Regions from separate parts of the Homo sapiens genome. Here all the other regions are linked to region 1. Evidence: chromatin loops called from intact Hi-C (ENCODE). Cell type or tissue: OCI-LY7. All regions are shown on one strand. Region 1 overlaps GSDME (gasdermin E). Region 2 has its middle 36 kb from the start of GSDME. Region 3 overlaps OSBPL3 (oxysterol binding protein like 3).

Region 1 (5,000 bases):
GCAGAAGGTCAAGAGAATGAAAGGGTGTTTCTGATTGGGCATAAGTGTCTCCTGAGAGGGGAGCTGTGGGTGAAGGAAAGGGTCTCATTGCAGCTGGCATGGCTGAAGCACCTGGCCGGGATACAGATGGAGTCTGCCTCCCTTCGAGGTTTCAAAGGACGACCAGGATCTCTGTCAAATGCAATCCCACCAGGAAGGTAGGGAGAGAGAGCAGGCATGTCTTCTCAAGGGCCCTTCCAACCACTGCAGGTTTATGTCTATGAAGCTATACCAGAACATTCTGTAGCAAGAGCAACAGAAAACGGATGGGCAAAAAAAAGAAAAGAAATAGCAGAACTGGTTTAAAATCAGGCAGTGAATCACCCAGAACGATGACCTGACCACCAAGCCACCATAGGAAGGAGCCACGGAGCTGCCTCCTAGGCCAGGATCCAGAACGAGCCAAGGGAAGGCCGAGATATCCCCAGGGTACCTCTTCTCAGCAGCACAAAGAGGAGTTTATTTTCAAAGACAGTGGAAGCTGGAAAAGATAAAAGCCTTGAAATTGAAATGCAAACAGGAGAGCCCTGCCAGAACAAGGCTGTGTGTCTTTCAAACCCCATCTGAGAAAGAGAGGCTACCTCCACAGAGCTGCGTCAGGGCAGGGTCTGGTCACCTCCTGGGACAAACAGGAGGAAGCTCGCATGGGGACCACCACCTAGAGTGGCAGCCCAGGCCTGGGTCCCCGCCACCGAAGGGTCCGCAGAGCACTCCTGGGCATCCTCAGGTGCATGCCAAGATTTCAGAAAGCGTTACAGAAGTGACGCATCCTTCACTACAGCCAAGATACGGAAATAATGTAACTGTCTGTTGATGGACAAATAGATAAAGAAAATTGATGTATTTACACAATGGAATACTTTTTGGCCATGAAGAAGAAGGAAAGTCTCCCATTTGTGCCAACCTCGATGAACCCAGAGGACAGGATGCTAAATGAAATGACCCAGGCACAAAAAGATGCATATCACATGGTCTTCCTTATACATGGAACTGAAAAAAGCTGAACTCACAGAAGCAGGGGGTAGACTGGTGGTTGCCAGGTGCTGGGAGAAATGGGGAGATGTTGTCAAAGCATGCAAACCTCCAGTTGTAAGCTGGTAAGTTCTGGGGATCTAGCATGGTGATTATAGCTAATAGTACTGCAGTGTTTACTTGAGACTTGCTGAGAGGGTGGACAGTAAGTGTCCTCACCACACACATGCAGAGGGTAACCATGCTGGGTGATGGATGTGTTCATTAGCTTGACTCAGTAGTTATCCCGTCACAATGTCTATGTCTATTGAATCATCACTTGTACATCTTGAACATACAGTTTCTGTGTGTCAATCATACCTCAGTAAGCTGCGGGGGAGTGACACATTCACCACTGGCCATCAGTAAGACTGGACAGGACCACCAAGGCAGACATAGGGGGGCTAGAAACCCAAAAGTGCAGATGGTGACCCTACTTACCACATACAGATAACAGAGACTAGAAGAACAATTTGATCCTCTTCATGATGCACTTTTTTTGGAAGACAAGTCTTTTCAAAGAGAAAGATGACAATAATAACGAAAACGCCCCAGAGGACACAAATTTGGAACTACGGGCCTCAAGGAAGCCACAACACCTGGTATTCTCAGCATTTCTTGGTCCCTGACAGACCTCTTTGACCAACTGCTTCAAACTGACACTTTCTCTTTCTGTCACCTCAGATAAATCATTTCACCGCCCTAAAATGCAGGCTTCTTCATTTGCAGAATGAGAGAGGGAGACTCTGTGCACTCCTTCTGTGCCTCGCCTGTTTCTCCTAGGGATCCTCAACACCCTTCAGCTTGTGGACAGCAGCACACGAGGACACTGAGCATTCTGTTTGAGTCCCTCTAGTGGCTGCTGAATGGCGTAGTGACTCATGTGGGCTTAGCGAGGGCAGGAGCTGTCTCACGGGAGACTGCCCCCCACCCGCCTTCCACAAATGGGGGAGAAGCAGGAGGCAGCAGCAGGCATGTGCGTGGTCTATCACGGCCCTTTTAAAAACTGCTGTTACAGAAAATGTCAAACTGCACAGGAATAGAGAGGAGGAGCGTGAACCAGCGTGTGCCCATCAGCCAGCTTCAGCCACTGTCCCCTCTCAGCCAAGCCTCCTTCCCTCGGCAGCTGCCCATGCTCACACCCTTTATGCTCCACTCATATTATTTTTGAATCAAACCACAGACATATTACCATTTCATCCGTGAATGTTTCAGTGTACATCTCTCAAAGATAGGATGACTCATTTTTATAAATATAACTATAATACCATTGTCACACCTAAAAAACTTCACAATTTATTATGTTACATTTACCCACTCATGTCCCTAAGGAGCGGTCACACAGCTTTCATGAGTGAACACAACCTCTTCTCATTGGGAACATGAGGAGGGAAGGGGCTGTGAACACCTAAAGTGAGCAGACACGCTGAACCAAAGCTTGGATTTTCTTCCGTGACAACAGCTGGGTCTCTGCGCTTTGAACACACTCGTGATCAGCAGAGGAAAGTCAAGTTCAGCATGTCTGGCTTCATACTTGTGGAGAGGAGGTGGGGTAACAATAATGATGATAATGCTATTAATAGCAAAGGTGGAGGAATTAATAAATGACCACTGTGCCAGGCGCTTCATAGGCCTCATCTCATTAAATCTTCACACAGCCCTGTGAAGAAATGCCCTTCACCTTCCAGAGACAGGGAAGCCAAGACTCAGCAAGATTCAGCAACTTGCCTGAGACCTCATAGGACATCATGGCACCGGGGTTGATGCCCAGTGTGTCTGATGCAGAGCCCAGGTTGATGCCCAGAGGACACAGCCCAGCCCTCTACTGTGCTGGTGGAACTTTGCCCCACACCAATGTTGGAGGAGAGGGTGGCATTGCTCCAGGCATCCCTCACCACACCCCTCCCCCAGTGCAGCCCATGTGTCCAGGGACCATGTCTTGGGACAATCTACGCTCTTCAGACCTCTTTCCCTCTCTTCCCACAGTCTCCAAAGCAGTCGAGTCCTCTGGAAAGCAGTCAAGTCCCTCTGCTGAGGGATCCTCTGCTGGGGATCCCTCAGCACCCATAGGAGGTGGCACTCACCGAACTGGCCGTCCAGTTTCACGTATAACTCAATGACACCGTAGGCAATGGTGGTGGCAGCTGGGATCTCCAGCACCACGTTGGAGTCCTTGGTGACATTCCCATCCTCCGTCGCTGACACCTGTGGGCAAAAGCGCACACTCCCACCTGTGCACTCGGGCTCTCCAAGCTGCTCTGTTCCCCACTGCAGCCAGCCTCGTGCCTTATACATAAGAGATGCTGAGCAATGTCCACAGAACCGAGTGGAACAGAGGAGCCAGCCAGCATGGGGGATGGGGGGATTCAATCCTTGTTGGCATCAGTACACAAATTCCCAAGTAAACGGCCAACCTGGTGGCATCAAAGCGAGATTATAGAGCGTGGGATACAGTGAAGTTAGGTCTACAGTGCTGTGCAAAGATCATACGATACGTAAGATCACCTCCCAATTCCCTCCATCACAGGTTATGGAAACAACTGAAATCCTAATGAAAACCTTAAACAGTAGCCAAGTTGGACTGGGAGAACCTAGCTGAGAGGGCCCCCTACCCCGTGCATATCACTCCAGACCCCTGTAGATGGTGCACAGTGCTGATAAAACCAGGAACAGAGAGGGAAGTGGGAAGAGGCCGGAGGGAGGAGAGGCAGGAAATGCCAAGAAGTCAGGCACCAAGCTCCTGCCTTTAAACACTCTCACAAACAGGACCCCTTCCCACGATGTCCTGGTGAGAGGAAGATGAGAATCTATTTGTTGGCCAAACACTGGCAATCAGAGAACTTTTCTTAGCAACTTGATCCTGGTCAGAGTGTGTTGCTTTGGGTTGAGAAATGGCAGCTGGCCTCCTGACTCTGAAAGGCTTCAACACTTTGGCAGGAAGTGACTGTGGCAGGAGCACCAGCAGGGCCGGCCTGAGCCATCTCCCATCGGCGCCTCCCTCGCTGCTACCCAGCCCCAACCCAGTAAGAGTGCTGGCCCCAGACCTCTACCTCCAGCTCCTTCCAAATACAACTTTCTGAGTTCCTCTAGAAAAAGCCAAAAGTCATCCCAAGAAGTAAATCTCTAAGAAAATATCAGCCACCATGGCAAGCTGGAGGAGAAAGAGTTTGGGGCTGATGGCCACCTAGTCCATTGAAGTTTAGTACTGGCTCACAGATCAGCTTGGTAAGACTGTCAATAACTTAATCTAGAAGAATCTATGTAGAGATAGCTAGATCTTACCTGCCCTAACTCAACCCACAAAGGATTTGCAGCAGCTAATTCCAAGTAATCACTGTGAGAGCCCCAGCTCTGAGAGGCTCTAGGGATTCTTTTGCATTTGGCCTGATCAGTGCCTGTGTGTTCATTTTTCTTGGGGAAACATCTGCCGCCCACAGGAAGAGCACCTGACGCCAGCCCACCTGGCCCATTCGAGTGCCTGCAACCCTGCCCTGCTTCAGGAATGAACATATCCCGGGACGGTCTGGTGAGACCCAGTCCTAGGCCCCCCTCACCCCTGGAGTTGCAGCAAATCAGGAGCAAGCCTGGAGCTGCCAGCACCATAGGGAGAGCCCATCTGAGAGGGCATCAACCCAGGGAAAGCAGCTCCCTATATATCCTCAAGGCCTGGATCCAGCAGTGACTGGAGCCAGTTTCCCCAAGTGTTTCAGCTACATGAGCCAATACACTCTTGCTCATTTAAGACAACGTGAGTTGGGTTTCTGTTAACTTGCTACGGAAAGAGTCCTGACTAATGAAGACACCACCCAAAGAGGCCCCCAACCAAGGTCTCCAGGACTGCTCAGCCATGAACGCAGGGCAGCCCGACTGCACGCACCTGCACCGTCTTGGTCTGGATGCCCACGATGCCACCACACTTCTCCTCGACCTGCATGTGCTCAGAGATCACA
Region 2 (5,000 bases), 77 kb after region 1:
CTCCATAAGCCTGTATGCCAGGCAGGACAGTTAGACCTTGCCTAGCATTGTGCTGCTAGGAGGTGACACACTGCTGTGCCACTGTTTTGGCAAGGGCTGACAGATGCAAGATGTAGAAGTACTGGCCTAACAACTTTTCAAGTGACTCTTGGCCTAGGTGGGTGGTCTCATGCACAGCCAGTACGACTGCAGCTCCTAGCAGTTGTGGCATGGCTATTCTTCCATCTGATAACCGGATCCATCTTCTTCTATCACCTGCCCTCATTCTGGTTGATGAAATGCCAGGGTGAAAGAGATAGCCAATTGGACTAAAGCACAAGTGCCACTCCAGTTATTCGGCAGAGTGTCCAGTAAAGGTCCGCCACAATACCACCAGACATCCTCTCGGGGATGAACAAGGGCTGACTTATTGATAAACTCTTGAAAATTCTTAAGCTCACTGCATCCCTTCAGGTCTCCAGGGAATGCTAAGTTTCCTTGCTGTCGTGAGAGACACGAAGTGAACTTAGTGTTGGGAGAAGGAAGCTGGATGGCCCTCGGGGGCTGACCCACAGGGTGCTGGACTTTGGGATATAGCAGAGACAGCTTGGCACAACCTATTACTCCAGGCTGTAGAATCCTGGAAAAGAGCTACCATGAAGTCCATGCCTGGTCGACTGGAGGACTACCTTAGTGGAAAGGGGACAATCTGGGCCTCTGGCCTGCCATGTGCACAAGCATAACAATTGCTTTTGTTTAACATGCCAACGGTATATTTGATTCATTCCAACCAGACATTTGCATCTTGGTATCCTGTCTTAATTGTCAAAGTTTGTTTTAAGCCTTTAACTTCTATGATCCTCTAATAAAATGAATGTATGGTTTCAGGAAATTACAAAAACTGGTTGGGGCAGTCCATCCTTGCTCTTTAATGGTCCACAGAACGTTGGACCAATTATGGCATAAAAGCTGTATATTGGGGGGCAAGACTCCTGGTTAACACTGGGGTCTTTGTCGAAATCTCCTCAGATAAAATGGTCCTAATTTACTAATGCCTAGTCTGAGAAGAGTCAGGAGGGAGAGAGGTACTTTTCTGAAGTAGAGGTCTGTCTTTGACTTGGCAAGTCCCCACAAGGTATAACAAGGCAAGCATTAAATGCAAGTTTGAGGCGAAATTGACTTGGTTATGTTAATAACTAGATGGTCAGCAATAGAGCCAGGAAAGAAGAAAGAGTAATAGAATAGATGAAAGAGTTAAATTTTTCTTAGCTTTAGTTTGGTAGGGTTTTCCCCTGGGACTATGGCCCACAACTCTGGAGCAGGTGGTGCTTTCTTGACTCGGGTGTGATGAGTCCATCCCTTTTTTGCTGTACAAACAGCAGTCTCGGTGGTTAGCAGCGCAAGGTAGGGTCCTTCCCAGGCTGGCTCAAGTTTTTCTTTTTTCCACCCTTTGATAAGAACGTAATTTTCAGGCTGGTGCTGGTTTACCAGAAATTCTAAGGGTAGTACATGTGCTAAAAGACTTTTAGTTTTGAGGGAAAGGAAAGTGGAAGATAAACCAAGTATATAATTTCTAAGAAACTGACCTTTTGTTTTAAATGTGGGACATCAGCAGCAGATTTTATAGTACCTTGGTGCCTTCTTACTGAGAAATTTCCTTTTGCACCTATTTTTATTAGTTTTTAGACCAAAGAAAGCCAAACACCATTTTATATTTGACAATGCTTCCTGTATCACTTTTATACCAGATAAGCTAAATTTCACCTTTATATTAGTGTGTTATTAATGTTACACTTAGTTTTAATAAAACTTTGTAGACATATTTATTCAATTTTTAATGTCTGACCATAAGGTAAGATTTTTTATAGACTCTCTTCAACCTTTTATAATTTTTGTAAAAGAGCAGGTTAGTGCTTTAAGAAAAACCCGTGGTGTTTTTACTTTAATGTCCAGTTCACAGAAAAACTGGATGATACCCCTTTAACTTTAGCTAATATGTTTATACACAGAATTTTCTTTACAGTTAACATTTTAAAACTTGCTTAAATCTTCAAAACAAAATTTTTAAAAACCTTTTAATGTAGGTAAAAATCTACATTTTTATGCCTCCTTATAATCCTTTTACTAAAAATATATTTTACTTTTCTTACACACTTTGCATATAAACTGTTCCTTCAACAGTTTTACATTCAGGAGGCCTAATTACTTTTAAATTATACAACATTTCTTGCATAAATTCCTTTTTTATAACACACATTTTTTTTCTTGTTTCACGACTTTCACAGACAATTCTTCAACATGTCTCAACTTTCTGACTTATTGCAAACATCCCTTTCTTTAAACAACCAGTTAATTTATTTTAGGACAAGAATGTAATATATAACGTTCTTTTTACATAAATTCTACCCCCCTTTTCTTTTTTTTTTTTTTTAACTTAGGATAGTTCTGAACTGGTGAGGTGTGCTCACAGTGAGGTTTCCTTTAAAAGTTATTTTTCTACTTTTTTTCTGTTAGCAAAGCTGTTGCCACTACAGATTGAATGTATTTGGGCCATCCACGGGTTACTGGGTTAAGGAATTTTGATAGGAAGGCTACGGGTTGTCAGTGGTCTCAGTGCTTTCGGGCTACGCCCTTGTTTACACTGACAACAAAGTGGTATTGGAGTGTTATATGATCACGGAGAAGACCTTTAATTATCAATTATAGGTTCTAAATTTACCTTGGCTTTTAAAGGAATAGTGTACACTGTTTTTTTCTTAACTACTTGTATATCTCTCTCTTTCTCTCTTTGACTTCCTTCTGTCTCTGTCTCTTCCTCTCTCTCTCTGCCTCTTTCTCTTTGACTTCCTCTTTGTCTCTTCCTGTCTCTCTTGCTTTCTCTCTTTGCCTCTTTTCTTCTCTCTCTCTCTTTCCTCTCTCTCTCTTTCTCTCCTCTCTCTCTCTCCCTTTTCTCTCTGCTGGTCTTTCCTTGCCTCTGCCAGCCGCTTATGCTGCTGTTCTCCTGTCTCCTTCCTCTTCCCCTAGGGGAGAGACCGGCGGGAGTAGAGCTACTCTTTCTTCCTTGGCTATCTGTCCCTTTGTCACTAGTACTACTGCTGCCTGTCTTCTTAACCACCGTGGGGGGTCTAAAACCAGCTGCAACCACGTATCTATGTATGGAAACTGATCTGGGTGTCCTGATTTACCAGTTACTTTGTGCCATACCTTTGAAACTAGAGACCTGTCTAGGCTTCTTTCTGATGGCCATCCCACCTCTAATGCCCGCCAATCTATCTCACACAGAGCCTTAAACTTTCCAGGTGTCATAGCGATTCCATAGACCCCACTGAATCCTTTCTTGAAATTCTTTAACATAGTTCCTAATGGGGTAGGCTTACTTTGTGTTTTACCCATTCTCCTCTCTCAGGAGACAAAACAACACTCTTACCACAAAGAGGGAAGGCAAAAAGGGGCAAAAAGTCACTCACTCCCCCAGCAATTCACACTAAAACCAAAGTATGGATAAGGAGTTACTCATTCATCAAGCAATTTGAGCCAAGTCAGAACCGAAATCAAAGCCAAAACAGTTCAAATCCAGAAGTCAATACCGAAATCTAAACCAAAACAGTGCAAATCCAGTCAAAATCAAAACCAAAACCAAGGTGCCAATAAAGGCATGCCGTGGGTGATCAGGCCACGCTTCCACTCAGATGGAGTGGGCAAGTTCCAAGACCAGTCTTACCGTGTTCCAGATGTCTGGACTCCAAGCGCCGATTCCTTCCCGCTGTTCAGCCGCTGCGTTAATCCTCCGCGGGGGCCTACCGTGCGCTGCTCTGGCGAGGCGTTCCACCAGGGCAATTACCCAGCTGAAAGCACTCTCAGGATTCACTAAAGCCGGCAGGAGTCCCCCGCAGGGATGTTCCACAAGGCAGGCCTAAGCCTCCTAAGCAGTTGCCTCCACCGCCCGGTAATCACCTCGCTTCCAGGTCAGGGAACCAAGAAATGTAGCAGGACTAGCTGCAGACAAAACCCCTCAGACACCGAGTTGAGGAAGGAAAGGGCTTTATTCTGCCAGGAGCATCGGCAGACTTACAAAACCGAGCTCCCCGAGTGAACAATTCCTGTCCCTTTACAACTAAGGGGGTCTGCGTGAGAGGGTTGTGACCCATTGAGCAAGCAGGGGTACGTGACTGGGGGCTGCATGCACCGGTATCAGAACGGAACATAACAGGACAGGGATTTTCACAATGCTTTCCCGTACAATGTCTGGAATCTATAGATAACACAAGCAGTTAGGTCAGGGGTTGATCTTTAACTACCAGGCCCAGGGTATGCCCCCGGCTATCTGCCTGTGGATTTCATTTCTGCCTTTTAGTTTTTACTTCTTCCTTTGGAGGCAGAAATTGGGCATAAGACAATACGAGGGGTGGTCTCCTCCCTTATGAACAACACAGATTTGAGCTGTGTGGGTTCAATTATACTCAGATTTCCTCCTGCCTGTGCCACCCCGAAATAACAAGAGCGACCCCTCCTCTTCCTTCTCCTCAGCCTGCTTAACGTGAAGACGATGAAGACAAAGACCTTTATTGTGACCCACTTCCACTTAATAACAGTATATGTATTTTCTCTTCCTAATGTTTTTCTTCGTAACATTTGCTTTTCTCTAGGTTTATTATAAGAATACAGTCTATATTACATATATGATACAACAGATGTGTTAATTATCTGTGTTGTTGGGAAGGCTTCTGGTCAACAGTGGGCTATTAGTAGGTAAGATCTGGGGGAGTCAAAAATTCTGTGTGGATTTTAACTGCATGGGGCATTGGCACCCCTAGCCCCTGTGTTGTTCAAGAATCAACCGTAATATTTTCATAGCACACTGGAATCGACAGAGGGGCTCCTGGGGCTGGAGGTGTCCTGTCTGGGGCTCCAGTTGCCTCAGTTCTCTCTTCCAAGGGCTGAGGGGGTTCTACAATTGTGGCGTGCCTTGGAAATGTTAGGGGAAAAGGTATGGTGACTCGATGGTTTCCAAGTGTTTTGTG
Region 3 (5,000 bases), 120 kb after region 1:
AAGCCAGACAGCTCTGAGTAATGAACCTGTTTACGGAACAATCAAAATGAAACCGGAGGGAACAGGGGCTGTCTCTCTGATGGGCCCCGTGAATGGCCTCGTGGCTTGGGGACCGAGGCTGGACAGTGGCAAGGGAAGGCTGACTCCTCACCATCCTTTCCAGGGGGCTGGGAATCTGCGCGGCCTTGTCCAGGAGCTCGCTGTACTCCAGCTCCTCGCAGAGCCTCTGCAGCGTGTTCAGGGGCTCGTTCAGCTCCACCGGCATGGCCACCTTGGACAGGTCCTTCCCGATGTTGTTCCTCAGGATGTTCCACAGGCTGATGTTACTGCTGCTCGGGCAGGGCGCCGGCAGGCACGTTCTTCTCCGGGACTTCGCTTCCCGACCACTATCAAGGACAGGCCCTGAAAGGGAAAGAGGCCTGGTTGTCTCTATAAAGCTTTTCATTTTATTCTATTATTTTTAATCCACGAATAAAACCTTACGTAGCAAGTAGTCAATGTTACTATTAAACTCAGTTGTTCAGAGTATGGCTGAAGTCAGAAAACCGGCAAAAGAATTCTGAGCAATTAAATACCAAAAATGACACACACTAAAACCCATCGACTTTATTCACAGGGAAGACCTTGAATTGCTCCTCAAAACCTAGTTCCTCATAGCTCATACACACTTAGAATAAAACTGGAAATTGGATTTCTATGCCTATAGTTGCTTATTGTTTATAAAAACTTGTAAACTTTTTAAAAAATCACTTTAAATTCTGGTAAAACAATTGTGTTTATTACAGGAAAACTATAAAGGAAATAATGGTCTTTTCATTGCTCCACCACCCCAAAATAGCAGCCATTTATATATTAGAGTATCTTCATTTCGTGTTTTCTCCATTTGTGTTGTTCATACTGTATACGTATTTTATATTCTGCTTGTTCAGCTAACAGAGTATTTTTCCATATTATTTAAAATTTTTCTAAAACATCAGTTTTTGCTCAATATCACTAATCATTAGAGAAATGCAAATCAAAACCACAATGAGATATCATCTCATACCAATCAGAATAGCAATTACTAAAAAGTCAAAAAATAACATGCTGGTGAGGCTGCAGAGAAAAGGGAATACTTATACACTACTGGCGGGAATGTAATTAGCTCAGCCATTGTGGAAAGCAGTTTGGCAATTTCTCAAAGAACTTAAAACAGAACTGCCACTCAACTCAGCAATCCCATTACTGACTATATACCCAAAGGAATATATATTGTTCTACCATAAAGACGCATGCACGTGTATGTTTATCACAGCACTATTCCCAACAGCAAAGACATGGAATCAATTTAAATGCCCATCAACAGTAGACTAGATAAAGAAAATGTGGTACATATACACCATGGAATACTGTGCAGCCATAAAAAAGAATGGGATCATAGCCTTTGCAGCAACATAGATGGAGCTGGAGGCCGTTAACTAAGCAAACTAACACAGGAAGAGAAAACCAAATGCATGTTCTCACTTGTAAAGGGGTACTAAACGTTAGTTCACATGAACATAAAGAAGGGAACCATAGACACCAGGGCCTACTGGAATGTGGAGAGTGGGTGGAGGGTGGGTAGTGGGTGAGGATCAAAAACCTACCTATTTGGTGCTATGCTTATTACCTTGGTGATGAAATAATCTGTACAGCAACCACCGTGACATGCAATTTACCTATAGAACAAACCTGCACATGTACCCCTGAACCTAAGAGTTTAATAAATCATTTTTAAAGACTGTAAAATATTTTTTGCCTATATCTTTATTTTCTTAGGATATGAAGAAGCGGGATTACTATGTCAACAACTCTGAATGTTGTTAGACTTCTGATTCACATGATCAGACTGCTTTTCAAAAAGGCTGCCCCCAACTTCCCCATTTATCGGCAGCAGATGTGAACATCCATCTCCTGAGGCCTCTTCAGGCTTGTCATTTTCATTTTTAATTTCTGTCAAATTGTCAGGTGGACAGTGTAACCACCTTGTTCTAGCTTACATTTAAAAGATTTCCTGTGTGGTTTGGAGTGCTTTCATGAGCACTTCTTCTTTGCTGAATTGTCTGCCTTCCTATTTATGTATTAACACCATACTCTCTTGTTTTATATTTGTTTTACAATTCAATCCCCACTTGGTATTTACCTTTAAATTTGGCCCATGGAGTATTTTGATGAATGAAACATATTTTAGGTATGCCAATCTATCAATCTTTTCCTTCGTTTCATGCTCTGAAATTCCTATCCTCCATTGTGCCTGTTTTCAAATGAAATCTCTTGCATATTATTTTTATTTATATATCAATAAACATACTTTGTTGATATATATTTTATTAAACATATATATTTAACATTTACTTATTATAAAGCCAATCACTGAATAAAGGGGCTGCTCTGATGAACAGAAACACATGAAAACAGGGCCACACTGTGCATCTCATGTTAATCTAATCATCCAATTAACTTCTGAATTTGTTTTGCTTTTTTAAAATTAATTTTTTTTGAGACAGAGTCTTGGTCTGTTGCCCAGGCTGGAGTACAGTGGCATAATCTGGAGTCACTGCAGCCTCTGCCTCACCGGCTCAAGCAATCTTCCTGCCTCAGCCTCCCAAGTAGCTGGGACCACAGATGCACACCAACATGCCTGGCTAATTTTTTGTATTTTTGTAGAGATGAGATTTTACTATGTTGCCAAGGCTGATCTCAAATTCCTGAGCTCAAGTGATCCACCCACCTCAGCCTCCCAAAGTCCTGGGATTACAGGCGTGAGCCACCACGCCCAGCCTGTTTTAGTTGCTTAATATGGGTAAATACAACATAGGTAAGTAGCTGCAAATGGCAGTTTTAAAATTAATTAATTAAATATTGAGATAGGGTCTTTCTCAACAGGGTCACTCAGGCTGGAGTGCGGTGGTATGATCATAGCTCACTGTAACCTCGAACTCCCGGGCCTAAACAATTGTTCCACCTCAGTCTCCTGAGTAGCTCAGACTACAGACATGCTACACCACGCCTGGCTAGTTTTTGTATCTTTTTTAGAGACAGGATCTTGCTATGTTGCGCAGGCTGGTCTCAAACTCTTGGCCTAAAGCAATCCTCCTGCCTCAGCCTCCCAAAGTGTTGGGATTATAGGTGTGAGCCACTGTGCCTTGCCTGTAGTCATTTTTGAAAACAATTTTTCATGTAGTCTCAAAAAATTTTCTTTGATTACACTAATCTGAATTTTGAAAGCATGCTACTCCACCGCCATCATCACCACCAATACTACTAACAGCTAACACATATCTTGCATTTTATTCTGTGACAGGCAGTCTTCTAAGCATTTCACATGCATTATTCCTACTTATCCTATGTAACTACCACTTGTGGTAAACAGTATTATTATCCCCATTTCACAGATGAAGAAAATGAGGCATAGAGGAAGTAAGTATCTGGTCCCAGAACACACAACCACTGAGTGGCAGAGCTGGGGCTAACCAAGGAAGTCTGGTCCCTTAATCTGTATTCTTAAACACTTAACTTCCCCAAAGTACCCAGCATAGAGACAGGTCCTAATATGTGCCCAGCAACACTGTGGGGAAGAAATTAATAGGAAACACTCTAAAAACCTCATGTTTACTATAAACTCAAAGAATAACAGTGTAGCAAGATCTTGGTCCTAACACAGGCAAAATGATGATATGAAATGTAAAGGTTATTTCTGTATCCAATCTTTTCAGTAGAGTATTGATGCTTAGAAATATAATCTCCCCCAACCCCTGGGAATGTCTGTAAAGAACTAGGGGACACACATTTCTAGTATTCAAACACTGACAAAGAAGAAAACTGGGTTTTGCCCAGTGTTTGTTCAAGAAAGGCAATGTAGACCAGGCAAGGTGGCTCATGCCTATAATCCCAGCAATTTCGGAGGCTGAGGCGGGCAGATTACTTGAGGCCAGGAGTTCAAGACCAGCCTGGCCAACATGGTGAAACCCTGTTTCTATTAAAATACAAAAAATTAGCTGGGCATGATGGTGCGTGCCTGTAATCCTAGCTACTCGGGAGGCTGAGGCATGAGAATTGCTTGAACCCAGGAGACAGAGGTTGCAGTAAACCGAGATCGCACCACTGCACTCCAGCCTGGGCGACAGAGTGAGACCCTGTCTTCATACACAAAAAAGGGCAATGTTAGTTAGCATTCTCGCAACATGAATGTAAACTACGACAGAACCAGCTCTAACCTCTAAGCTTTTCCTGGCTGGTGTCAACACAGCACAGCTGTGGACTTAGGTTCTGAACCATGTCCTCTCTTGACCTTTGACCTCTGAACATTCCATTAACTTTGTGCTTCCTATGGCTCCCTCTCCATAGACTCAAAGAAATGGAGGACTTCCACATTTGTCAATCCTCCTCATCTACAGTGGGAGCACCACTTTAGTGTGCATGCTGTTTGCCAAGGGAGTGATGTTTCTTCATTTCTCTTTCAACTTGCCTCCTTGTTTTTCTAGAAAAATAAGCAGCACACAAACTTGCTCCAGTGTTTTTGGCCTTCTTCTTCAAACCCACTGGTTCTTAGACCTTTCCACTAAGGGGTTCATCTCCCAAGAAACATTTCAAACAAAATACCAACCACGATGAGCATCTTACTTCTAGCAGGTGTGATACTGAAAGGATACTCTTCCAAAGCATGGTAAAATTACCTGCTTTCTTCCCCTATACTGCGGTCCCCCAAAAGGTGGCTCTTAACCATTCAGATAACAATTCATCCGTTCACACATACACACTGAGCTGAGGAACATTGAAATATCAAAAAGGTGCCTGGCATGGTCCCTCTCCTTTGTGAAGATATGAAAATAGGTGGTGCTTTGAGTATCCAATGCATAGTGCAGACAAACCTAGAGACTCCAAGGCAGACTGAGTACCAAGACTGATAAGTGCTTGATGCTACGAGGACCCATGCAGAGAACTGTTCAGGTGGGCAGATTCTTTTTAAGGGCACCTTCCTA

The links. Hi-C counts contacts between places; a loop is a spot of excess contacts. Peaks named below come from ENCODE experiments on the same cell type or tissue, not always from the same donor. Only the 100,000 strongest peaks of a DNase experiment are listed, where the experiment ranks them.
Region 2: it touches region 1 in a loop (2.2-fold over the local background); 4 of 110 quality-filtered maps call a loop at or near these places.
Region 3: it touches region 1 in a loop (3-fold over the local background); 2 of 110 quality-filtered maps call a loop at or near these places.

The regions. Positions count from the first base shown.
Region 1 is chr7:24,714,120-24,719,119 of GRCh38, forward strand. It overlaps GSDME (gasdermin E), which reads right to left. Exons shown (of 10, transcript NM_001127453.2): 4 at 4,928-5,000; 5 at 3,135-3,255. Among named protein-coding and RNA genes, the nearest start is that of GSDME, 41 kb to the right of the region's middle. RefSeq lists enhancers at 3,561-4,148, 4,435-4,634, 4,755-4,944. In OCI-LY7, CTCF peaks have their summits at 1,920 (motif pointing left) and 2,124; DNase peaks (open chromatin) are centred at 1,062, 1,682, 3,972 and 4,492; H3K4me3 peaks cover 2,741 bases; H3K27ac peaks cover 5,000 bases.
Region 2 is chr7:24,791,390-24,796,389 of GRCh38, forward strand. It overlaps a transcript of GSDME not described here. Among named protein-coding and RNA genes, the nearest start is that of GSDME, 36 kb to the left of the region's middle. RefSeq lists enhancers at 3,353-3,858, 3,859-4,364. In OCI-LY7, no CTCF peak of the experiment used is centred here; a DNase peak (open chromatin) is centred at 2,832; H3K4me3 peaks cover 371 bases; H3K27ac peaks cover 330 bases.
Region 3 is chr7:24,834,335-24,839,334 of GRCh38, forward strand. OSBPL3 (oxysterol binding protein like 3) reads right to left here. Exons shown (of 23, transcript NM_015550.4): 15 at 152-402. Among named protein-coding and RNA genes, the nearest start is that of GSDME, 79 kb to the left of the region's middle. RefSeq lists an enhancer at 141-250. In OCI-LY7, no CTCF peak of the experiment used is centred here; DNase peaks (open chromatin) are centred at 1,577, 1,957, 3,007 and 3,467; H3K4me3 peaks cover 2,156 bases; H3K27ac peaks cover 5,000 bases.